Regions from separate parts of the Mus musculus genome. Here regions 1, 2, 3, 5 and 6 are each linked to region 4. A link is a loop called in an ENCODE intact Hi-C map of the cell type or tissue named here. Cell type or tissue: heart. All regions are shown on one strand.

Region 1 (4,000 bases), 76 kb before region 4:
TGAGAAGTGGCTCATCAATTAACAGCACTTGCTGCTCTTGCAGAGGACCTGGGGCTGGTTAGAGTTAGTGATGTAGACCCAGAGTTAATGAAATACTCTACTCAGTTGCTAGAGTATTTGCATAGCCCTAGGTGTGATCTCCAGCATCAACTCCAGGTACATGGCTGTAATCTCAGCACTTGGGGATGGGGGTAAGAGTATCAGGAGATGAGGTCCATCCTCAGTTACATAGCTAGTTCAAGGCCAGGAGGAGGACGAGGAGACTCATCATCATTGTAGGAGGTCCAGAAGTCTAGAATGCCACACGTAGTACTAAAGCTGTCTGCTGGAATCTACCTCCTCCTTTGGATGACTATTCCCAGGGGCCCCCTTAGTCTCTCAAGCACGCAGCCTCTGCAGACCCCGCTTCTCCCTCTTCTGACCCAGCTCATCCCTGAACCTACAGGGTCCATAGCCGCTCCCACTCTTCCCTCTTCCCTCCTGCACACACACCATTACCCATTCCGATACTCACCTGAGACCATCTTCATGGACACAGGGACACTCCCCCCGGACACGCCCCTGGGACACGCCCCCCAGGCCCAGGCATATTCGGCTCCTCCAGAACCTGCTCCAGCTTTGACCACCTCCTACTCTTTTCACAGCTCAGCTCAGAGCTCACCTCACCTCTTCAGGGAGTCTTCCCTCATACACCCCAGTGGGATAGGTGTCCGTCTGGCTTGCTTCCCTGGGCTTGCCCAGTCCTGCACTTGGCACATGCAAAGTCGCTTGCCTGTTTGCTTAATGGATCCTCTGCCTAGACTGAGGCTACCGGGAAAACTGGCTGGAGTAACTTCAATGCACCTAGCCTCTAGCACAACTATTCCCCAAGTGATTCATGCCTGTCAGTATCTCCCCAAGGTCTGGGCACTCACGCCCGCATCTTCCAAGTTTGCATGTTCTCGTTTCTTCCACTCTAAGGCCCAGTATAATATCTCTTCCCTTAAAATGGTGCATTGGGTCTGGTAGAAATAAGAAGTCTCATTCGCTGGGCAGTGGTGGCACACACCTTTAATCCCAGCACTTGGGAGGCAGAGGCAGGCAGATTTCTGAGTTCGAGGCCAGCCTGGTCTACAGAGTGAGTTCCAGGACAGCCAGGCCTACACAGAGAAACCCTGTCTCGGTTTAAAAAAAAAAAGTCTCCAGGAGCTCTTAGTTCCATAGGAGGCACTAATTCGACTCAGACAGAATACAACGCACTGGTTCCTCCAGTAAAAGTCTGAGCATAGGGGAGAGTTAGAGTTACCTGCCTCTGTTCCAGTCAGGTGTGGGAGAGCAGACCTGTGATCCCAGCACCATGGGTCATCCTGGGCTAAATAGCAATATCCTGCCTCAAAGAAAATAAGGCCTCCTTCCTTAGAGAAAAAAATTGCTTATTTCGATGACCTAACCACCTGGCATTCTACCATCAGTAACTCTCCCCAAAGGCAAATTTCATTTTCTTGGCAACTTTCCCACCTGTGTCTGACCTGAGGCTGGCTGTGACTGGTGGCAATGTTAATTATATTTATTTTCCCCTTCAGCTACTCTCGGATTGGGGAATATGATTCCCAAACTCCTAGGGGTTTTTTTGGGACAAATATCAGCGAATAAAAGAAGGCTCTAAAGACCAGAACAATGAGCAAAGCCTTGCCCTATTCATAAGATACTTTGGGGTTATCTTAGTTATTTTCAGTACTGGTAAAAAATGGGACCCAGGGTGTGGCATATACTAGGCAAGTGCTATAGCATTTAGATATACCTCCAGGCCTAGCTCTGACATTTTATAATTGAATTCTACATATTTGTCTCCTCCTGAAAATCATGAATCAGCAGGCTTTGCAAATAAAAACAAGAGGCTAAGAAAGAACAGAAAATGACCAGAGAGGACTCTTAACACATTAACTTGACATTTCAGAGGATAGTCTTGCATCGCTACGGGAGTGTGTTTATGGGCCACATAACTGAGTCATAAAATTCACGATGGCCTTTGGAGGAATTCTAAGCTGACATTCTGAGCGCAAGCTGGGAAGGTTGAATGGTTAAGCATGATTTCTGCCACGAGGGGGCGCACTCGCCTACCCTTCCCGAGAACTGTGAGTTTCGGAATCATCTCTGCACTTCAAATTCCGGTTCCTGGCCAGATCTTCCGTGCTAGGCTCTATTGTTTTCTCACTTCTTCAGAATATTCCTTATCTTTCTCATGTCTCTCAATACTTGTTCAAATTATTGTCTCTCAAATTGTTCAAACTTAACACCTCGGGCTGGCAGAGCTCTTGCCTGCCATACACAAAGCTCTGGCCGGATTCAATCCCCAGAACCATGGTAACTGGCCTGGGCAAGAGGGCACCTCCAAAACAAAAACAAAATTCCTTAAGGAGCAGTTAACATGCACTGCCTCACACTATTCTAGGGCTCTAGGGTTTGGAGGTGTTTGAATGGACAGTGTGTAGGTTTGGATGACACCTCAGCTAGTTCTTAGCTTCACCTGCATCTGAGGCTGGATGGAGCTTTGTCCCTGTAAGCGTTGGCGCTGAGTGGCTGCTAACTTGGTGCTGGCATGAGCATACAGTCACACTGGAAGAAGGTTTTGGTACCTTCTCAGCTGGGGCTCTCCAGAGGGATTCTTGAGTGTCTTACCGGCACTATGACTAACATTCCCGAGCAAGAAATCCAACATGGAACAAGGCAAGAAACCAATTCCCCATATAGCACTCAGTCACTTTTACAATACTGTATTGATTTTATGTGGCGGGGATGGGGTGGCAAGATGCTTGCTGCACGAACCTGGCAGCCTGAGTTTGACCCCCAAAGCCCATATAAAGGTGACTAAAGATAATTAACTGCAAAGTCACCCTCTGCACCGCTTCCCCACACATGCACACACACACACACACACACACACACGCCTCATACATAAGAACGAATACAACAATTCAGCAATTAATAACTTTTTTTTTTTAAGTGTGGAAGGAAGATTATACAAAAGTAACATTAGCAGCTGAGAAGAGCAGAGACCCTGTGGAGGGCGTGCCCCTGACCACCTCCCACTCACCACCCACATCCTGTTAAATGCCTTTGGTGGCATCTCTCATTTAACCCCTCGCCTCCTTTTCTATGCTTGGACAGAACTCTGTCCTACCTCTGGTAGACGGCCATCACCCTGCATTTCTCCCGTGGTGCCCTGAGCTTCTGAGAGCAGACATTCAACATCTGGGCATCTCCAGTTTAAACCAAGTATAGAGACCTGACACACTAGATGGTCAGTGTCTACCTGAGCTTGGTGGTGCAAACCTGCACCCTTAGTACTAGCAAGTCAGAGGGAGGATTGTGAGTTGTTGGGCCAGCCTGAGCTACATAGTCAGACTGTTTATTAAAATGCATAAATAATAAGTGAAGGGAAACGAGTTGTTTAGTGAGAATTTCCATCCTGTGAGATGGGAAGAGCTCTGCAGATGGGGCAGTGGTGATGGCTGCCCAACAAATGGTGTGAACAGACTTCATGCTGCCCCAACAGACAGTGTGACATTATGCTTCCCAACAGTGTGAACAGACTTCATGCTGCCCAATGAATAGTGTGAACAGACTTTATGCTGCAAAGAGGGAAATCGGAGTTACTGACAAGATACACAGTGTTTCTTTTGAGGCTGAAATTATTCTGGAATGAGCTGGTAGCAATGGCTTATATTAGCTCTGTAAAATTCATCTTGAAGTGAAAACTGTTATGTGGAATTCTACGTTGTATGAATTGTGCTTCCCCTTCTCTTAATGAATGGAAAAAGGAAAGAATGTTTGGCACATGTCTTCGGGTTCTCTTTAGCATTTGCATTTTCGTCTTTTGTATGTAAATGCACTCTTTGACTGTATAATTCTTTTTGATCAACAGCTTTGCTCCTGTTGCCCTTGAACGGTGCTCCATAAATACATCTTTATGTTCTTGTACCTGGGAAAGAAGAGCTCATGAGTAATGAGCTTTCCAGCT
Region 2 (4,000 bases), 55 kb after region 4:
CTCGGCTGCTGTCCACACTCCCCTTGATAAATCTGAGCTCATCACTTCTCTTAAATGATGGGGGCCTCTGAGTTCCGATAGGCTCCCCCTTCCCCCTCTAATAACATCAGCAACATCAGAACCGGCTCTATAACAGGTCAGACAGTGGCACAGCACTCTTAACAGTCAGTGGTCCTCACTGCTCACGGAGCCTGCACCTCTTACCTGGTCTTCTCTGGTTTGTCCTTGGCCCTCTTTCTAGCCCCAGCTCTTGGTGTCTGTCACACATTTTCATGACCACTTTTATCTATCTGCTGTTTAGCCTCAAGTACCTCTCCCCACATCCCGACCACACTTCTTAATCCCAAAGGTCCAGCTCACACTCCATCCTGACCAGAGTAGTCCCAGAGGACCAGAAGGGCTCACCCACCCATTCATCACTACTCTCCATTTTCCATACGCCCGTTTCTGCCCTCTGCCTTCTTCTTAGTTGATGATACAAATAAAAGGTTACAATTAGTGCCCACCTTCGCCCTACGCACTGGACTCTAGGCTCCTGGTCCTCTACCCCCACCCCAGGGGGGGGTAATCTCACCATGTAGCCCAGGCTGGCTCCACCTCTGAGATTATAGGATTGTACCACCACACCTGGCTCAACTGTTTTTGAATAAGATGTAGAGCAGGACCAGTCAGTAGTCCAGCCCCACTTAACTTAGCCAAGAGAAAACGTACCCGTGTGTGCATTAGGCCTCTGCCAACAGTCCTGGCTAAGTCCCAGCTGCCCTTCCCCATCTCCTTTCCTGACTCCTGTCAGTTTGCTCTCCCGCAGCAACCAGCCCTGGCATCCAGGGGACATTCTGTGTGTGTGTGTGTGTGTGTGTGTGTGTGTCAGGACCTTACCTTTCTGGTTTTCCCAGAGAATACTCATCTGTCTTCTCTGTCCAGTCCAGTCTATCTCTTGAAGCCCAGGTGAGTGGGCAGGGTCTCGGGAAGGCCTGCCCCCTCCAAGTGCCTGTTTGCGGGGCTGAAGCCCCATCTCCCACCACCCACAACCATGTTAGGAACATCCCGCTTGGGCCCTGGGAAGTAGCATGTTGTCTGGACCCAGGTAGCAGCCGACTTTCCCTTCTCATGACAGCACAGATGGACCAACCGTTAACCCTGAGGCCCCCCTCCCTCCCTCCCCGACACCCTTCACCTCAGCTCCCACCTCAGTCTCTTCCTCCTGGGCAAGCCGCTGCTCGATGAGCTCTGTGGCTCTCTGCACCGCCTCGGGCCCCTCCATGGTACCCTCCATGACTGTTTCTGCAAGCCACAGGGCATGGGGTCTTTATAGGCCCAAGCACCCACCCCGCCCACTGGGCGCCTTTGTCATTAGCTCACAGGCTCGTTTCTCCATCTGTCATGAGCTTACTAGCTCAACTCTCCACCTGCCTCCCCCACCTGTCACCTTCACCTCGGACAGCCCCAGGGAGCATGGGAAGCCACTGTCCAGGCCAGGGAACTTGCCCCTCCCCTAACCTCTGGCCTACCAGAGCCAGAAGGCACACCGCCCCGAAGGACAGCTGCGGGAAAGAGGCCTGTCCAGTGTGTCCTCAGTGCTGGGAACTGGCTAAGTCTTAGCCAGGGTGAACGGGCTGCAAAGGACCTACATGCTGCCATTGGTCTGGCTGGAGTGCCACCTGCTGGATGCCCAGAAATGCTGTCTAGCTTGTGCCAGGCAGGGGAGCCTGAAAAACCAAGTATGAGCCCCAGCAGACCTGTGGGCATCCGAGACCTTCTCCAAGCAAGAGCTGGAACGGCTGCTGCCCTCTGGTGGCTGCTATGGGTCCCATGGGCCCTAGGGAAACACGGCTATGCTGCATGGCGTGTCCATTAGCCATGAACAGAACCTGTCCATCTGTTTGTTTCATCTTCCTGGAGTCCTCAGCAGAACCTAGTGTTGTTTTAAGAGCTCAGGAAGTCAGAGTTCAGAGCTAAGGCCATCTCACGAGTACTAGGCGATGCCAGACTGCCGTGGGCGGAGCTGGTCACACTCCCCGAGAACAGAGAATACACAGAGGAAAGGCAGACCTGCACTTGAGCTCCTCGCCTGGGACTCCCAGCCTGGAGCCCGAGGTCATTATGAGCTAGGTTTAATCTGCCAGTGGACTACAAATGTTCCATACTTCTACAACTGCAAGTGGCACCCGAGATTCCCCTCTGGTGATGTACACAGTCCTGCAGAAGAAACAGGAGGAGACAGCCCTGTCTGTCTCTGGCTCGCACATTTCTGGAAGCTTGTCATCCCACGCTCTGACACAGCATCCCATGTGGGCCCTGTGGGGTGGTTGCCACATGGCTATGCTGCCCTCTGTGGGTGCTCCTTCACTTTTCCTATCTGGACCGCCCCCCAACACACACACACACACACACACACACACACACACAGACACATAATTGTCCCAGCAACTGCTGCAGGAGGCAGGGTGGGAGGCACCATCTCTCCATTAAAGGAAAGCAAACTGTGTTCAGAGGTGAAGTGGCCTTTTTCAGGACCCACAGAACACAGCGAGGTTGGATGAGACTAGGGCCCCCAGGAGGAGCATCAGTTGGATGCTCTGCTGTGCCCATCTGCAGCCAAGCCAGCAGAAGCTCTGGGCTCCGGCTGGCTGGCGTGCTGTGAAACAGGAAGTCATGTGCTAGGCAAGAGAGGAGCAAAGGCTTTATTGATAAAATGCAGATGTGTCTGTACACAGGGCCCCGCTGGGCTATGACCAGGCTTCGGACCCCACCCTGCCTGGGTTACAGTTGGGGACAGCCCTGTGCAAACCCCTGCCATGAAGCCTGGCTATCCAGCCACCCGCCTCATCTCTGCAGATTGTGCTGGGTGCAGGGAGAGGCAGAGAGGCCCACCTGAAGCTCCTTAAGCCCTGGGGCCCACCGGGCTCCCTCCCCATCCAGGGGACTGGCACTGTGCCCAGGGCAGAGTCATGGTGAGGGATAAAGGGGAGACAGCAATTGCTTCCAACCCTGAGCAGAAAACTGGAGTGAGCACAGCGTGGCACCAGATGACAGGTCGCCAGGACGGCCCCCATGGCTCCAACCTGTGGTGGAGAGTGCCATGTGCCTTTTCTCCAAGGTTGGCAAGGCCTGTGTGTGGCAGGCAGCACTGCTCCCTGGGTGCTGAGCACTGGTGGATCCAGTGCCCCAGAGGGCAAGTCCCTTCGCAGCTCACTAAGAGCCATACAGCAGGGCGGTGGGAGGCGCCCCTGAAGAAGACAGCAGCACTGGAAGGCGGCAGGACTGGGCCCCACAGCCTGCAGGGCCCCCCATGGCCTCTTTTCCTAGGAGTTGGTGCCGTCAGTCCGTCAGTCCGTCAGTCCTGGGGTGGTGGGGGCTGGTTGATGATGACCTGGATGACGAAGTCTTTTTGAATCTTTGTTTCCTGGAGCCTTGTGCGGTCTGTAAGCAGCTTCCCAGAGAAGAACCATCTCTGCCAGGATGGCTCAATGCCCTCCTGGCTGTGCAGCTGCCTCTTGAGTTGCCCCACCGTGTCAGGCAGGCTGGCATTGAGCCTCACGTCCTTGCCTGTGGAGAGGCGCACTTTCAGTGGGAATTCACGGCGCACACTAGGGGTGGGCTCGGGAGGCTCCAGGCTCTCCTCCTCCGTGTGCTCCAGCAGCAAGTTCACAGGTGGGGACAGGCAATAGATGGGCAGTTGATAGCGGTTACCCAGCTCGTCATAGCATTCACAAAGAGTTCCTGTGGGAAAGGCAGGGTGATCAGTGTAGTCTGGGGGGCCTGATGTCACACACTGAATGCTGTGTCCCCCAAACTCCCATGTTAAGGCATATTTGGAAGGAATAAGATTACACGGGTAAATGACAGGACCAGCTTCCTTTCAAGGAAAAGCCCCAGAGAACCCGAGCAGTCCTCTCTTCCTGCATGCCTACCAAATAAAAACAGAGAACCCACCCAGTCCTCTCTTCTGCACGCCTACCACGTAAAAACAGCAAAAAAACCAAGAAGCATCATCAGG
Region 3 (4,000 bases), 61 kb before region 4:
CGTGCCCCCCCCCCGCCGCCGCCCCCAGCTAAGCAACTGACCTCAAAGATGGAAAACCAAATTCCACTTAGGTTTCAAGGCCTGCCAAGGACAACAAGGGGTCAAGAAGTGTCCATCCAGTCAGCAGTCAGCCTGTGACCTTGGACAAGGCTCTTCCTTCCTCAGGGTTCCATTTTCTCTACAAGGGCAGAGGCAGTAATAGGTGTTGACCCTCTAGTAGCTCAGGTAAAAGTACCTACTCCGCCCCAGCAAGCTTCAGGGCATGTGGGCCTTGCCACCAGAGGAACTGGCACGGAATTGGCAAGTTAGAGCAAGTACAAGCCCGGGAAATCTCAGAACTTGAGAGCTCCTTCCCTGTTTCCGCGCCTACCTCAGGGGATGTACACAGATGACCTCCAACCAGGTGGTCACTGTGCCCAGCAGTCAGTCACATACCCAGCGCCTAGAGCGCTTCCCACGCTGGTGAGGCATCTCAGTAGTCTTAGCCTTCAGCCAACCTTTTCCTCTGTGGATATTCTCACACCTTCCCTTCAATGTATACGTTCAAATCCACCCCCAGTTAAAAACAAAAAAACAAAACAAAAAAGCAACAACAACAACAAAACGAACAAGCTAAGATCGTCTCATCTCAGAGATCTGCTTCATTTAAAGACCCTCGGAGAAGGCCTTCCTGCCCCACCCTCCACTCACTCCTAATGAGACTGGGATCCTGCTGGTCCTGGCCTCCGCTTCACCCACCGCTGGCCTGGTTGGCAGCCAACAGCGGGCGTCTGATTCCCTGGAAGGAAGAGGCAGACTTGGGACCCCACCCATTCCAGACCCATTCTGACCTGCCCTCTGCATGCCAGCGTAGCGGCGCCCGACATCCTAAGAGGAAAGCCAGAACACGGGAACCCCTCGTGTGAAGCCGCATAACTTTTAGTTTTGTCTGAGAAATTGAAGGGCCTGGGGAGATGGCTCAGCCCATACGGAGCTTGGTGTGCAAGCATGAGGAGCCGAGTTCAGGTGCCCAGCACCCGGACTAAAAGCTGGATATGATGTACCTGAGTATGATCCCTGTAATCCCAGGGACGAGGAGGCGGAGACAGAGTTACGGGGTTATAATAGTCTCAGGGCCTGCCCAGTTTAGGTTTGTAGCTTGTTAATAAATTCTGATGTATCTGGGTGATGAGCTAAATGGGAAAGAGTGGGGCAGAAAACCCCCCAATAAAAGTATTTCAGTACAGTCATACATGGGAACAAAACACTCATACACATAAAATTTTTAAAAATATCTAAAGAGAATAAGGTAGAAGCCAGGTGTAGTGGCAGGGGCAGGTGGGTCACTAGAACTTTGAGGGTAGCCTGGTCTACATAGCCAGTTCCATCGCAGCCGGAATTACATGGTTTTGCAACTAAGGAAGATGAGGAAGACATCTGAAGTTGACAGTGGCCTCCGTGTGCCCATTTACCTGTTCATGTGCACACACAAGCACACAAAGAAACAAACAAGAGAGAAGATGGGGATGCAGCAAGTGATACCTTCACCCTGGAAATCCTACACCAAAACAAAAGGAGAAGGGAGGTGGGCATGTGCCCATGCCATTGAGTGTCTCTCTGGAGAAGGCATCAGGAAGAGCAGGCAGGCTTGGAGAACATCCCGCATCAGGTCCCAGCTCGAGCTGCTCCCCGATGTAAGCTCTGATGGCGGAATCCTATTTCCCACCAGCAGGGGGAGCCCAAGATACAGCTCCCTTCTGTTCCAAGTCTCTATTCCAGGGCATCTCTGTCTGCAGGAACAGCCTGGCCAATAACCTCTGGGGGGGTCAGGGCCACAGGCCAGGCACAGCAGGAATAAACCAGGCCTGGGCTCCGGGTGCCTCCAACTTTTCTCATATGATGTTAGACACGTTGCCTCTGTGCCCTGGACTAACTCCTCTGTATGATACAATGGGCTGGACCAAAACAGAACCCTGCTGGCTCTACAAACAGTCACTCCCAGCCTGACAGGGAGTGGCACTCATAAGTAGGGGCCAGTAGAGAGCAGACAGGAGGGAGAAAGCTCTGTAGTTCTATTCAGCACCAACCCAAAACAGAGTGTTTCTTCTTCTGCATCTGCCCTCAGGCCCTGACTAGCCACAGTGGAAACCTGTGAGCTCATTTTCCCTTCTCTCCCAGAAGGCAAGGGCTGAGTCTGAGGGAACCCAGCAGAAAGTTACCACAGAGGACCAGGCCGTGAGACCCAAACACAAGATCAGACAAAACAAACTTTATTCCAAAAAAGCATACTGGGGTGACCATGAATACACTACTGGATAAGGCACATGGCCCCTCTCTGTAACTACCCTCCCTACACCAAAACCCACCCTGCCTGGCCTTTGTCCACACTGTAGAAATTGTCTCCTGGGCCCACAAGAGACCCCAGACTTATGGTGGGGAGCTGTCTGGGTGGTCTTGGCCTGGCCCCAGTCCTGGTGTCAGAGAGATAAGCCAGGGAGAGTGCTACCAGTTTCCAAATGCTCTGGGCCACAGCAGGGCGATCATACTATGCCGTTTGAGGAAAGGTGGGTATTATAATAATCTTATCTGTGCTTCTCACGAGTGGCAAACGGAGGGACCGCCATGCCCGCTGCTGGAGTCAAAGCTGGAAGGCACGTGGAGAAGAGCTCGTGAGCTCCCGAGTGCTATAGGCACGCGAGGGTAGATGAGGCACCAGAGAGGCCAAGACGTGTGCTCCTGAGTAAGGTGTGCTGGCCTCAGACCCAGAGCGCTGGGACTGAGCCTATCCTGAGGGGACTGGACCTGAGCTTAGACGGTGATCTAAGAAAGGCAAACAGGTAAGGAATGGGAGCCAGAACTGACACCTGTCATTTAGGCAATGGGAGATGGGCAGAGTTCAGTCCCAAGTGACCAGATCTTGTGCCTAAATGATAACATAAGAGCTTGGGAATCCTCTTGTATCAAGAAAGAAATCAAGTCTTCTCTACCACGGCTCTTCCACTAGACACTTGCAAAAGAGACTGTTTGTTCCCCACTGCCCCGAAGCAGCGAAGACTGCCAAACCTTCTGCTGGTCCCAGGGAGACCAGTTCAGCCAATCAGGCAGGGCCATTCTGACTGCTCTGAGAATCTTGGAGGCCTCAGCAACATGGAAACCTGCAACATAAGAACAAGAGTCACTGGCTATCAAGGTGTCCCAGCAAAGCTCCCCCCAGGCACAGACCACTACTGTCTCTGGTGGGAAAGGAAGGAGGGAAAATCATCCTTTGTGGAGCTGGGCAGCAGAGCTAGCTGGAGACATTGAAGAACACAGGAGGCCATGCTCTGGGGTTTCCTAGAGGAACTAAAACAAACAACAACAACAACAAACCTGCTTGTTGTTTTGTTTCTTTGGAGGATAGGGTCTTACTGTGTGACTGGAGCTGGCCTGGAACTATGTAGCCCAGGCTGGCCTTGAACTCATAATCTACCCTCCATAACCTCCAACACCCTAGGATTACATGCCTGTACAAGCATGCACAGCTCAAACTCCCAGAATCCTGGTGGGTACAGACTTTCTGGGTTTTTTTAGAACAGTTCTGGAGGTACATGGTGGTGATGGCTACACTGTGTGACTCTCTTCACTTGGCAGTTCAAGTTCAAACTGCCCTTTAAGCTGGTTATAAGGGTAAGTTTTAGGTCCTGCTTTTTTTTTTTTTTTTCCAATTTAGGAAAAACTACTTCTGATGCTGGGTCCTGAACCAGGTACCTCGTACCTACTGCACATAATGGCACCACCAAGCCATACCTTAGCCTCAGAAAAAGTATTAGCCACATCAACAATGTATTGACTCTTTCTACACATAATATAGCCTAGTACTGAAGAAACTGGACTGTGAGGGTTCAAAGCCAACCGCCATCACTCATCACCAAGGAGACTTGGGCACTGATCTCAGAGTAGGACAAAGAACACATGCATTCAAGCAGTGTACCCACACAGTAGGGCTGTAGTAAGTGCTACATAAAATTTATATTCCACTCCA
Region 4 (4,000 bases):
GCAACCCATCTAACGAGCACACAAGGGGCTGGAGAGATGGCTCAGAAGCTGCCGCTCTTCTAAAAGACCCGGGGTTCCATTCTCAACACCCACATGACAGCTCACAGTCATCTGAAACTCCAATTCCAGGGACCCAACCATCCTCTGGGAAAAGACACATAAATAAAGACAAAATATCAAGACACATAAAATGTTTTAAAATAGCCGGGCGTGGTGGTGCACGCCTTTGATCCCGGCACTCGGGAGGCAGAGGCAGGCGGATTTCTGAGTTCGAGGCCAGCCTGGTCTACAAAGTGAATTCCAGGACAGCCAGGGCTATACAGAGAAACCCTGTCTCAAAAAACAAAACAAAACAGAACAAAAAAAAAAGTTTTAAAATGAAAAAATAAGATAAACAAAGAGTCCACACGGTACCCTGGAGGTTCAGGCAGGAGGAATGTGAGTTGAAGCCAACCTGGGCTACAGTGAAATGAGACAGGGTGCCTCTAGGTAGCTCCGACTGCCCTAGATCTCGTTCTGTAGATTAGGCTGGCCTCCAATTAACAAAGAACCCCCAGCTTCTGATTGCTGGGATTAAAGGCTTGGTCCACACCTGCTAATTTTTAAGGTTGCGCTTTTGGTTTTGTTTTTAAATTCACACACACACAAATGCAAGAGACCAGCTGCCCAGTGGTGGCACATGCCTTTAATCTCAGCACTGGGAAGGTACAGGCAGGCTGATCAAGGCCAGCCAGGTCTACAGAGTGAATTCCAGAGACAACTAGGGCTACAGAGAGAAACGGTGTGTGTGTGGGGGGGGGGGGGGCGATATATGGAGAGGGAAGGGAGGGAATTTTGATACAACTTTAACACCCATAATTTTAATACATATAAAAATAGTAAATTTTTAAAATGAACCATTTGGCACATCTGACAACATCAACAAGAAAGAGCTGACATATCTTGACCTACTAATCCTCTAATAGCTCTGGTCTGATCTGTGTCCAAAGTTTTAAATTCTTATGAAGTCTCAAATGGATAAAGGTCACTTCTTCGCTGCCTCAGTCACCTCATGCCCCACATTATCCTGCTTCCACACCCCCCCAGTACAAAAGCAGGCGACAGAATTAAGGTCAGCAAAACTGCCCTAGCTAAGTAAACTGCTAATATAGAACTGAAGGAAAAATTAAAGGGCAGGAGACAGTTTCGTGTTTTTAAAGCTCCACACTCTGACACTGAGGAACCATAAGCAACGATATGAACCTTTTCCCAGAAGTGAGCAATAATCAGGACAGATGACACTGACGAATCCACCCACGCTGTCACCAATGACTGCTAATAAGAAACCTGGGATCCCTACAAAGACAGCCCCACAACACAAGAGGGAATTAAATCCTCTGAGTCCGTGATGGGTCGACACACAGCTTTGGGCCAAACTAAAATAAATAAATAAAAGGTGAAAGAGAATAGGTCTAAAACCCTGAATCTGGAGGCAATGACTAGCTACTTGTCCCAGTAGTTTGAAGCTAAGGGACCGACTGGAAAGCAGCTTGGGTCAGGACTTTTCTGCCCCGTATCTGGTCAATTTCCTCTTTTCTCTTTTCGCTCACGCCTTCCCCTGCAAAAAGGTTCTGATTGATTTCTTCATCCCGCGAGGTTTCTCCACTTCCAGTCCCCAGAAGCATCCCCAATCTCGCCGGGGGCTGGCGCTGAAGTTTCTTTTCTGCACCCTTTCGATTCCCCCTTTCCCCGGTCCCAGGGCGCCGCCCCCGCTGCGCCCGCACCCCCGCGCTCACCCCCTGAGAGTCCTTGACGAAGTAGCTTCCACTGGAGCCCTGGTAGATGCGCTCGGGATAGATGCTGCACTCGATGGCAACCTCGGCCTGCCGCACCACCACCTCGAACTCGGGGTCCTCCGGGAAGTCGTTCCGCTCGCGGTGGGTCTGAACGGCGTGCGCCGCCACGGCCGCTTGGGCGGCCAGGGCCTGGGCCTGCACCGCCACCGTGTGGGTCTGGCCCTGCGCCGCCGCGCCCCGGGCCCGGTCCAGCAGGGGCTGCCGCTCCCGGTCGTGGCCGGGCGAGCACGGCGGTGACGGGCCGGAGCCGGCCGCCGCCGCCACGCGGACCGCGCCCCCCGGTACTTGCGGAAAGTGAGCTCCGGAGCCCGACGGGAAGGTGTACTCCGGGGGTTGGGCCCGCTCGGGGGACACTAGCGGGCTCGTCTCGTCCATCCCTCAGGCCGCCGGCTCGGGGACCCGGCGCGCTCCACACCAGCGAGCTCGCGGCCGTGACCAATCCGCGGCACTCCCCCACCTCCCGCTTGGCCAACCAGGGAGCCGCGCCTCCGTAGCTCCGCCCCTAGCCTGTCCTGTTTACTTGGCGACGCGTAGGCACGGCCCCTCGCGCTTGTGTAGTGGCCAATCAGAACCTGCGCCTACGCAATCGCGGCCTCCTTAGCTTTCGCGTCACCTTCTGTGGAGACCGCGCATGCTCGAGACAAACCCGGGTTAGGTACGCCCTCTGCCCTTAGCCCGCCCCAGCTTCCAATTGGCAGACAGATCTTCGGAAGCTTTTCCGATAGCTGCTTCCTTGCTAACTTATTGACTGGCTACGCTGAGCTGACTGTGAAACTGCAAAATGTCATTTTTGTGTCACTAAGCACCAGCTATGGACAAAGAATTGAAACGACAACAATGACATAGGTCACTTGTGCTATCGCAATAAGTTAAAAAAAAAAAATCCTAGTACCTCAGCCGGGCGGATGCCTTTAAACCTTTAAACCTTGCACTTGGAAGTCAGAGGCAGGTAGATCTGTTTCTTTGAGTTTGCGGCCATAGTGAGTTCCAGGACGGCCAAGATTACACAGAGAAACCCTGTCTCGAAAAACCAAAAGTAAATAATAAATGTCAGTCTTCATGCAGTTTACATAGTATGCTTTGCTCATATACTATGTAAATCTGATCATTGAGGAAAGCTTTGGTCCCTTGAGAATAAATTAGTCCGTGACTTTATTCACCTGAATGTCTAGACACAGTTGGTCCTCGTTTTCATTAATAAAAGGAAGAAGCTTTGTCCTCACTCTGTATAAGCACCACCGGAGACAGATATAAAGCTAACAATATTAGCTGAAAGTTCGCAATAGTTCATAGACTTGAGAACGTGAGAAAAGGCCGTATACAGGGTCTGTACCAAGAGCCAGCTGCTAAAGGAAGTAGCTGAATTGCAAGGGGAGAAGGGAAGAAAAGGCATACCATGCACAGGGAGCATTGCCAAAGTGAAGGAGGAAGAAGGCTAAAGCCTATTTAGGACACCCTGCTTGGCTGAGGAAAAGCAGAGCTAAACACTAAAGGCCTAGTGAGCCAGCAGAGGGCACGTGACATCCGGAAGCTTCAGAGGGCAGAGCTTGCAGGAGTGCAATGTAGAGCGCATCCACTCTAAACCTAGAGACAGAACAGAGGCTGCAGGCATGGAGGAACAGCTAAGGCACTTGCTGCTCTTACACCGGAACCGGAACCGGAACCGGAACCGGAACCAGTTCCCAGCACTCATATCAGGTGGGCCACAAAAACCTCTAAGCCTTGCTCTAGGGAATCTGACACCCTCCTTTAAGCCTTTTCAGGTACCTTCACACGGACAGGCACAGAAGAGAGAGTGACAGAGAGAGAGAGAGAGAGAGAGAGAGAAGAGAGAGAGAGAGAGAGAGAGAGAGAGAGAGAGAAACAGACAGATTCAGAAGAATAGAGAAAATGATAATAATAATAATAATAATAATAATAATAATAATAATAATAATAATAATAAGGAGGGACTGGAGCGATGACTCAGTAGGTAAGAGCATAGCACCCACATGACAGTTGTCTATGTAACTCAAGCTCCAGTGAATTTGACACCCTCGCACAGGCACAGAGTGCAGGCAAAACACCAATGCATATAAAATAAATAATAAAATAAATAATTTCAATACAATTATAGTGTAAAATGTAATACATAAAAACATGGGCTTGGAAATCAGAGATGTTTG
Region 5 (4,000 bases), 110 kb after region 4:
TCTATTTTCCATGGTCCTGCACTGCTTTTTACAAGTCGGATTCCCGCAGACAACGACCTGCAGCCCGATAATGACACAGTGACTCGCTGGAATGAGCGACTGTGTTCGCCTCGATCGCTCCGACTTCTGGGGACGCAGGCTGCCCACGCCGCGCCCCGGCCGGCCGCCGGCCGACCCTGGCCGGGGCTGCCAGATCCGCGGCGCACTCGCTTGGCCCCCTCCGCCAGCCTCGTCGCGGTCTGGAAACATTTCCTGCCCCCGCCCCCATCCCCAGCTTCCCGGTGGGAGCGAGTTGGCCTCCCGGCCGGGTCAGCGCTCGCAGTTACCCCAACTCGCTTCCCAGACAGCCCGCGCCGGGGAGGGCCCCGTCTGGCTCCGAGAAGCCGTGGGGGAACCCAAGCGCCCGGCGCCGAGCGAGGTCGCTCGGGAACCCCAAGGTTCGGGCAAGGCAAGGGCCAACTGGCAGCGCGCCGGGACCCCGCTGCCTTTCCTGGCGTTACCTGCTCGCTTGCGGGGGTGTCCCGGAGCAGCCGGCCTCTCCCGGCGCTGTCTCCCCACGCAGTTGCCCATGCTGGCTTCTCAGCCGGTCCCCCATGCACCAGAGGCGGCGGTCGGCCGGCTGCTCCACGCTGCTGCCCCGAACCGCGGCGTCCCCGGGTCAACGACTCCCGCAGCCCGACATCGAGAGCTCCTGGATCTCCCCTGGGGAGCGCTCTGCCCGACGCCGGCTTCGCCACAAACTTTGCGGGCCAGCGGAGAGGGAGGTGGCCAGGCCAGGGGGGCCCGCGACAGTGCCCGGCCAGAGACCAGCCCGGCTGGAGGGGCGGAGGGAGGGGGCGGACACCGCCGCAGCTACTCCAGGATCACTCCGAGCTCCCAGCTGGGGCCGGCCCCCCGGAGCCTGTCACTCACCTGCCTAACCCCGCCCCGGCCCGGCCCCGCTCCCTTCCTCCCGCTTGGGGTGGCCGCGCCACGGTCGCCAGCCGCCCCAGGTGCGCATGTGACCGACGGCACCGCCCCTCGGGCCGGGTCTGGTTTTCTCATTGGCTTTTCCCAGGATGCGTACCGCCCCTCGGCCCCACCCAGCCAGGTGCCCGCCCTGTCGCCCGTCTCCCGGGGAGAGCGGCCGGGAATTATGCGCCCTCAACCGCCCCGGCTGCGTGCCCGGCAGTCACTTCCCCTCCCGGAGCCGCGCCCCGGCCCAGGCCCCGCCCTCTGGGGAGGGGCCGTTAGGTCCCTGAAGGGACTGCCTGGCCCAGAGCCGGCAGGCACGTGACCTGGAGGTGCCCCGCCCCTGAAGTCTGCGCCCAACTATTGGCCATGGAGGCGCGTGCGCGGAGAGACACATCTCGTAGCCACACCCACTTCCCCCTCCCACAATCTCTGGCTAGCGTCATGGCTGCCGCCACCGGTCTGGAGGAGGCAGTGGCGCCTATGGGCGCCCTGTGTGGCCTCGTGCAAGACTTCGTCATGGGTCAACAGGAGGGGCCCGCTGACCAGGTGGCTGCAGGTATGGCAAACAACGCCGCGAGGCTTCTGCAGGGGCCGGACCGCAGGGAGCGGCCTCAGCACCCGCGCGCGGCGGGAAGGGAGTGAAGGGAGAGGTGATTGTGATTGGTCCTCTGGCCGCTCTGCCCCCGCTGGGAGCGCTACTGCCCTAACAAGTTGGAGAGTCGCTTGCATCTTCCTTAAAGCTTTCTTTACATTCCGCATCTCGCTGTGGTCCATAGAGAATCATTACATTTCTCCGAGAGTAATAGACTTGTGCAAGGCACAGACGAGTCCGGAAGTGGAGCTGGGACTTGGACTCGGGTGTTCTGGTCCAAACCTGGTGCTTGCACCGCAGGACCGCGTTGTTTGCGGAGTGTTAGGTGAGAAGGTCTGGGTTCCAAGGGTTACGCTCCGGCCTCTTGCCTTCCTGGAAGTAGCGTGCGCTCCAGCTGTTTGAGTGGTTGTAATTGGATGGAGGAGGGGAGGAGCCAGTCTGGCTCTAGGTCGGTGGGCGTGTAGATGACTAGTGTCTTTAAAGATTCACTTATGTGTCTTAGTAGGCTTTAAAAAAAAGAATATATATATATATATAGTATGTGAGTACGCTGTCAGACACACCAGGAGAGGACATCGGATCCCATTATAGATGATTGTGAGCCATCATATGGTTGCTGGGAATTAAACTCAGGACCTCTTCAAGAGCAGTCTGTCCTCTTAATTGTTGAGCTATCTCTCCAGCCCCAAATAGGCTTTTTGATAAATTAGATTTATAACTTTTTAATGTCCCATTTTTTTATCCTTCTTCCCAGAGTTCCAATTTCAGGAATCTCTCAGTTCCGAGTTTATCCAGGATTTGAACAAATCCAGGGTGCCTCTTTAGAATTCTTTCTGAATGTTGAATGTTAGGCCTTCAGTGTCGGGTTTAAGAAATAGAATAAAAAATGGATATAGATGCGGGTTTTTAAAAATTATGTTTGGAAGTTTATGGGTGAAGAAGTTTCTTTAGCAAATTGAACAGATTAATTTTTAGAATATGTGAGAAATGAACTGCTAGAAATATATGTTGGTCCTTAGCAATAGTCCACATTCTCTGCCATTCTATTATTTCTGAGCACGTATTTTTTACCCAGCATGAAAAGAATTGAGGACAGAAATACAAATAAGATACTATCTATGGCCATCAAACTATTATAATTAGTGAGAGAAAGAACTGTGTTGTAAGAGGTAAATATATGGTTCCAGAGCATCAAGGGGCAAAAATGCCTGCTATTGGCTGGGCTTGGTAGTGCATTCCTTTAGTTCCAGGATTTGGCAGGGGGGTGGCAAGTTTGCTAGTGAGTTCTAGGCCAGCCTCAGCTACAGTGTGAGCCCCAATCTCAGAAAGAAAATAAAGCCCCTGGTACTTGCACTTAAGCTTATAACATTTTACAACTTAATCAAGTATAGTCTGTTATGGGTTATTATCAATGCCATTTCCCCCCAGATTTTACTATGGAGATTTCACAGCATTTAACAAAATCTAAAGAATTTTAATTTTTAGTTATTTATCTGTTTGTGTATTGTCTTTTGAGACAGGCTCTCTCTGTGTTGCCCTGGCTATCCTGAAACTCTGTAGACCAGGCTGGTCTTGGACTCAAAGATCTAAATCCCCCTCCCAAATGCTGGGATGACGGGCATGCACTACCCCTGCCCAACTTAAATTTTTTTTTAAAGATCATAGACTCACTACTTAGAGCCTATCACTAACATTTTTTTCTTTAATTTGAATTGTCACAAACCTACCCATTTAAACTGCAGAGATCAATACATTAATCTCTAACTTCTTTATCGAGCTCCTCATTGACTAGTGTTTGCTTTTGGTTTGTTTGGGGGGTAAACTTTAGATCCGGTGAACTATATATCAGGACCGTTGTTTTCACAGAAGCTTAGATATACTTAAACCCACCCCCATACCAAGATAGATGTTACTATATTAATGTTATCTGTAATTGTTCTTCCACATTTGTGCACTCTGGGAATAATAATTTTGGATTTTATGGATGCATAACACATCTTTAAAAGACAGCTTAAATAACTGCCTTCTTATTTTTTCATAAAATACCTTTTTTTGTTATGTCAAAAAAGGGAGCCTGAACTATCATCTTGTTTTAGTGTTTCTATTGCTATGACTAAACTCCATGACCAGAAAGCAAGTTGGGGAGGAAAGGGTTTATTTGGCTTGTACTCGGAGATCACAGTCAATCATTGGAGGAATTCAGGACAGGAACTCAAACCTGGAAGCAAGAGCTGATGCAGAGGCCATGGAGGGTGCTGCTTACTGGTTTGTTCCCTGTGGCTTGCTCAGCCTGCTTTCTTACGGGAGCCAGGACCACTAGCTCAGGGATGGTACCACCCAGAATGGGATGGGTCCTCCCTCATTGATCACTAATTGAGAAAATGCTTTACAGCTGGATCTCATGGAGGCATTTCCTCAACGGATGCTCCTTCCTCAGTGATGACTCTAGCTTGT
Region 6 (4,000 bases), 54 kb before region 4:
TCCCTCACCAGCAGACATACCCAGTTTAAGCACTTACTGGTTTAAGGTTGAGCTCCCCACATTGACAATTATTTGTTTGTCTGGGCCTCCATTTGAATCATCCCTAGTTCTGAGTCTACTACATCAAAAACTGGTCTATTCTGGCTTATCCATCTTTGCCTGAGCCTGGCATGTAGGAGCCCCTCAGTACATACAAATGGAGTTGCTTGCCAATTGGCTGCAGGAATAGTACTGGACCTAAGTGTGGTGATTTGAATAGATACATCCCACATAAACTCACTGCTTAGCCCATAAGGATTGGCACCGTTAAGAGGTGTAGCCTTGTTGGAATCAGTGTGGCCTTGCTAGAGGACCTGTTTCACTGTGGCTGTGGGCTTTAAGGTCTCATGTGCTCAAGCTGGAACACTGTGGAACACAGTCTCTTTCTGCTGCCTGCGGATCAAGATGTAGAATTCTCAGCTCCTTCTCCAGCACCATGTATGCCTGCATGCCACCATGCTTCTTGCCATGACACTGTAACAAGAGTTTTAGTGGTAAGGGTATCTCTTCACAGCCATAAAACCCTAACTAAGACACTAAGCAAGCCACATTTGCCTACAGGACAATGCCTGCATCAAACCACAGCTGATCATACACTTCAGAGTCCCATCCCCTTGGCCTGGAACAGTAGGTGCCCTTCCCTGCAGCCTGGTTCCCCTTTGAAGAAAAAAACTTTGGCCTGTCACTGCCACCCCAGTACATACTACTCAAGAAAGCTCCAGATGCATATTATAAATGCTTAAATTGTGGTGTGTAGCATACCCACACAAGACAGCATAGCCTTTCTTACTTGAGTTCTGTCCCTTAGCAACCAGCAAGTGCCAACACTTGAGAACAAGAGTGAGTTCTTCACTCCATTGCTCACTCCATCGTCGGGCACGGAGGAGGGGTTTCCCAGCCCTCTGTGCCTGATTACTTCATCTGTAAAATAATTTCATGCAGCAAGCAGACAATGAGAGCTTATTAAACACTGAGCACCATTTTAGAGGCCAGGGATGTAAGATATGTGTGGTTTGGGGAAGGGGATGTTTATTGTGCTAGACCCCGTGGAAGAAGTTGTATTTACTGCTCCTGGTGATGGTGTTCTGAGCTCTGACCCACCAATAGGGACCAAGAGTGGGTTCAGAGCGTTGAAGCAGTTGACCTTGTTTCAGGAGCTGCTAGGGCACAGATGAAGATGACTTCTCATCCACAATCCTAGCACTTTTATATATTTCTCATGTTCTGTTTACAGCTACACTGGCAGGGACCCAGAAAAGTGACGCAGAGTCTGTGTCCCACTGGAAAATCCAGACCTGTATGTTCTGATCCTAACTTAGCAGCCCCTGGAACGATGTGCTTAGTGCCCTTGCCTATGGCTGAGACTCTAAAGTGCATCTAGCAGTTGAATCTGGATGCTGGACCGCTGAAGGGAGCAGGGAGCCTATTAACATTAGGAGGAAGGAAAGAATTCTTCCATCTTAAAAAAAAAAAAAAAAAAAAAAAAAGGCAGCAGGAGATGTGTGGGTTAGGGCGCCACCTGGTGGACATGAACTTTCAGCTTCAAGCGTCTCCACTGGGCTCCTTACATGGAAGAGTTCTTTCAAAAGCTTTGGGACGATATTTTTAGCTTCTGGAATCTTGAAAACATTCTAAAAGGAGGCGGAACAGACTCTCTGGAAAAGTGTAAGTATACAGTTTTAGAGAAAAGCTTTGATTCTGTCCTACTCAATAAATCTAAGCACCTTCCAGATACAAACACAGAATGTCAGAAGGAAGAGGACTTTTTTTTTTTTTTTTTTTTTTTTTTTGAGATAGGGTTTCTCTGTGTAGCCCTGGAACTCACTCTGTAGAACAGGCTGGCCTCGAACTCAGAAATCCGCCTGACTCTGCCTCCCAAGTGCTGGGATTCAAGGTGTGCGTCACCACTGCCCGGCGGAAGAGAGTTTATTCCTGTTCTCAAGTGTTGGCACTCACTGGTTGCTAAGGGACAAAAGAGGTCAAGGAAAGGAAGGTTATAAGCAAACCACAAAAGAGGAGGGAGTTTTGACAGGACGACTGGGGAATTTTCAGTCACAAGTGTCATAGAGGGTGGGTAGTACTCAGACAAGAGGAAACTGAAGACAAACTTTGGGTGGGGCTATCCCCAGGGGGCTCTGAGCTTGCTGGAGTCTCCCCTGGGTATACCCAGAATATAAGACCATGGCACATATATGACCCCTCTTTGTGTGTACGCAGCCTGCAACCTGGGGATAAGGCAATTCGTTTCTCCATAGAGGAGGAGAGTTTTGCAGTTAAGTGACTTGATTGTTGTTGTTGTTGCTGCTGTTGTTGTTTTGTTGTTGTTGTTGTTTTTTCAAGACAGGTAGCCCTGGCTGTCCTGGAACTCACTTTGTAGACCAGGCTGCCCTTGAACTCAGAAATCCACCTGCCTCTGCCTCCCGAGTGCTGGGATTAAAGGCGTGCGCCACCACGCCCGGCTTAAGTGATTTGTTAATCCAGTCCCTCACAGGGTCCCCAGGCCACAAGCAGCCTGAACTCTGGATAGGAGCAGGAGCTAGGGACAAAAGTCTGGGCCTGGGGGCTGGTGAGATGGCTCAGTGGGTAAGAGCACCTGATTGCTTTTCCGAAGGTCCGAAGTTCAAATCCCAGCAACCACATGGTGGCTCACAACCACCGGTAATAAGATCTGACTCCCTACTGATCCATTTCTCTAGCCCTGTGTCAATTATATATTTTTTATTTTATTTATTTATTATATGTAAGTACACTGTAGCTGTCTTCAGACACTCCAGAAGAGGGAGTCAGAACACCCCTGGGGTCTCTTCTTGATGGCAAGACATCAGGGGCAACAGTGAGCACCTGGGGACCTTGTGGTCTGGTTAGCTAACATCCCATGGAGTGGGCAGGCGGTGGGATAAGACTGCTATTCAAATTCCTTTTCCAGCTGTCCAGGCCCAGACTTTTTTTTTTGAGTCTTGCCATCAAGAAGAGACCCCAGGGGTGTTAATGGAGCCTCCCACTGGACTTCACGTTCTAGGGTAGCCTGGACTACATGAAACTCTCTCTCAAAAGAAAAAGGGAAGAAAATGATAAACCATTTGGCCATTAGTTGTGTGTGTGTCTCCATGTTTAAATGTTTGCATAAGTGTATACGCAAGTGTATGTGGAAGCCAGAGGTTGACACTGAGTGTCTTCCTCTATCTCTCTAAGTTATTTTTAAAATCATGTCTGCAGTGGTTTGAATAAGAATGGCCCCCCACAGGCTCATTGATGTGAATGCTTAGTCATGGGGTAGAGGGCACTACTTGAAAGGTTTAAGGCATGTGGCCTTGTTGGAGTATGTGTGGTCGTTTAGGAAATATGTTACTTCACTAGGGATGGGCTTTGAAGTTTCAAATGCTCAAGCCAGGCCCAGTGTCTTTCTTTCTTCCTGCCATCTGCAGCTCTGGATGTTGAACTTCTGAGCTACCTCTCCAGCATCCTGTCTGCCTTTGTGCCACCATGCTTCCCACTGTGATAACGGACTAAACCTTGGAAACTGTAAGCAACCCCCAAATAAATGCTTTCCTTTATAAAAAAAAAAGTTGCCATGATCATGGTGGCTCTTCGCAGCAATAGGACAAAAGGTTTTTTGTGTATATGTGTACATGTGTGTCTGGGTAGGGCTATACACATGTGTATGTGTGCAAGTGTGAGTATAGGCATAGAGAGAGAGGCCAGAAGAGGGCATTAGGTGTTCTCCGGTACTCTCTTCCTCTGAAACAGTCTTTCCTAAACCCGAGGCTTGCATTTTCTCTGATAGACTGGAAGCCAGAAGATGCTACCCACACTGGAGCTGGGGCTGCAGGAGTTTGTGTGGACATTTGCTTTATTATGTTAGTCCTCTCTCCCTCCTCCCTCCCTCCTCCCAACAACTTGGTGCTTTAAATATGTTTGGCCCCCATAGACTCATGTGATTGAATGTTTAGTCCATGGGGTG

What was found. A loop is a pair of places that touch in the nucleus more often than their neighbours do. Peaks named below come from ENCODE experiments on the same cell type or tissue, not always from the same donor. Only the 100,000 strongest peaks of a DNase experiment are listed, where the experiment ranks them.
Region 1: it touches region 4 in a loop (2.5-fold over the local background); 7 of 42 quality-filtered maps call a loop at or near these places.
Region 2: a loop joins it to region 4, with 2.6 times the contacts of the local background. A loop is called at or near these places in 7 of 42 quality-filtered maps.
Region 3: it touches region 4 in a loop (4-fold over the local background); 10 of 42 quality-filtered maps call a loop at or near these places.
Region 5: it touches region 4 in a loop (3.0-fold over the local background); 5 of 42 quality-filtered maps call a loop at or near these places.
Region 6: it touches region 4 in a loop (2.2-fold over the local background); 7 of 42 quality-filtered maps call a loop at or near these places.

Annotation. Positions count from the first base shown.
Region 1 is chr19:42,164,440-42,168,439 of GRCm38, reverse strand. No RefSeq gene overlaps it. Among named protein-coding and RNA genes, the nearest start is that of Zfyve27, 4.1 kb to the left of the region's middle. In heart, a CTCF peak has its summit at 2,082 (motif pointing right); a DNase peak (open chromatin) is centred at 2,098; H3K4me3 peaks cover 391 bases; H3K27ac peaks cover 547 bases; H3K27me3 peaks cover 913 bases.
Region 2 is chr19:42,033,312-42,037,311 of GRCm38, reverse strand. It overlaps Ubtd1 (ubiquitin domain containing 1), which reads right to left. Exons shown (of 3, transcript NM_145500.3): 3 at 2,671-3,723. The coding sequence ends at 3,338. It overlaps Ankrd2 (ankyrin repeat domain 2 (stretch responsive muscle)), which reads right to left and starts at 1,285. Exons shown (of 9, transcript NM_020033.2): 1 at 1,190-1,285. The coding sequence starts at 1,276. In heart, a CTCF peak has its summit at 1,783 (motif pointing left); DNase peaks (open chromatin) are centred at 1,791 and 2,851; H3K27ac peaks cover 1,393 bases.
Region 3 is chr19:42,149,932-42,153,931 of GRCm38, reverse strand. It overlaps Marveld1 (MARVEL (membrane-associating) domain containing 1), which reads right to left. Exons shown (of 2, transcript NM_183195.2): 2 at 2,229-3,134. Among named protein-coding and RNA genes, the nearest start is that of Marveld1, 4.5 kb to the right of the region's middle. In heart, no CTCF peak of the experiment used is centred here; DNase peaks (open chromatin) are centred at 772, 1,781 and 3,058; H3K4me3 peaks cover 127 bases; H3K27ac peaks cover 22 bases.
Region 4 is chr19:42,088,712-42,092,711 of GRCm38, reverse strand. It overlaps Pi4k2a (phosphatidylinositol 4-kinase type 2 alpha), which reads right to left and starts at 2,277. Exons shown (of 9, transcript NM_145501.2): 1 at 1,776-2,277. The coding sequence starts at 2,210. In heart, a CTCF peak has its summit at 2,172; DNase peaks (open chromatin) are centred at 2,411 and 3,351; H3K4me3 peaks cover 2,728 bases; H3K27ac peaks cover 2,372 bases.
Region 5 is chr19:41,978,509-41,982,508 of GRCm38, reverse strand. It overlaps Mms19 (MMS19 cytosolic iron-sulfur assembly component), which reads left to right and starts at 1,373. Exons shown (of 31, transcript NM_028152.3): 1 at 1,373-1,510. The coding sequence starts at 1,396. Ubtd1 (ubiquitin domain containing 1) reads right to left here and starts at 746. Exons shown (of 3, transcript NM_145500.3): 1 at 501-746. The coding sequence starts at 570. In heart, a CTCF peak has its summit at 1,621; DNase peaks (open chromatin) are centred at 1,158 and 1,908; H3K4me3 peaks cover 2,475 bases; H3K27ac peaks cover 2,088 bases.
Region 6 is chr19:42,142,299-42,146,298 of GRCm38, reverse strand. No RefSeq gene overlaps it. Among named protein-coding and RNA genes, the nearest start is that of Marveld1, 3.1 kb to the left of the region's middle. In heart, a CTCF peak has its summit at 1,575 (motif pointing left); a DNase peak (open chromatin) is centred at 1,558; H3K27ac peaks cover 364 bases.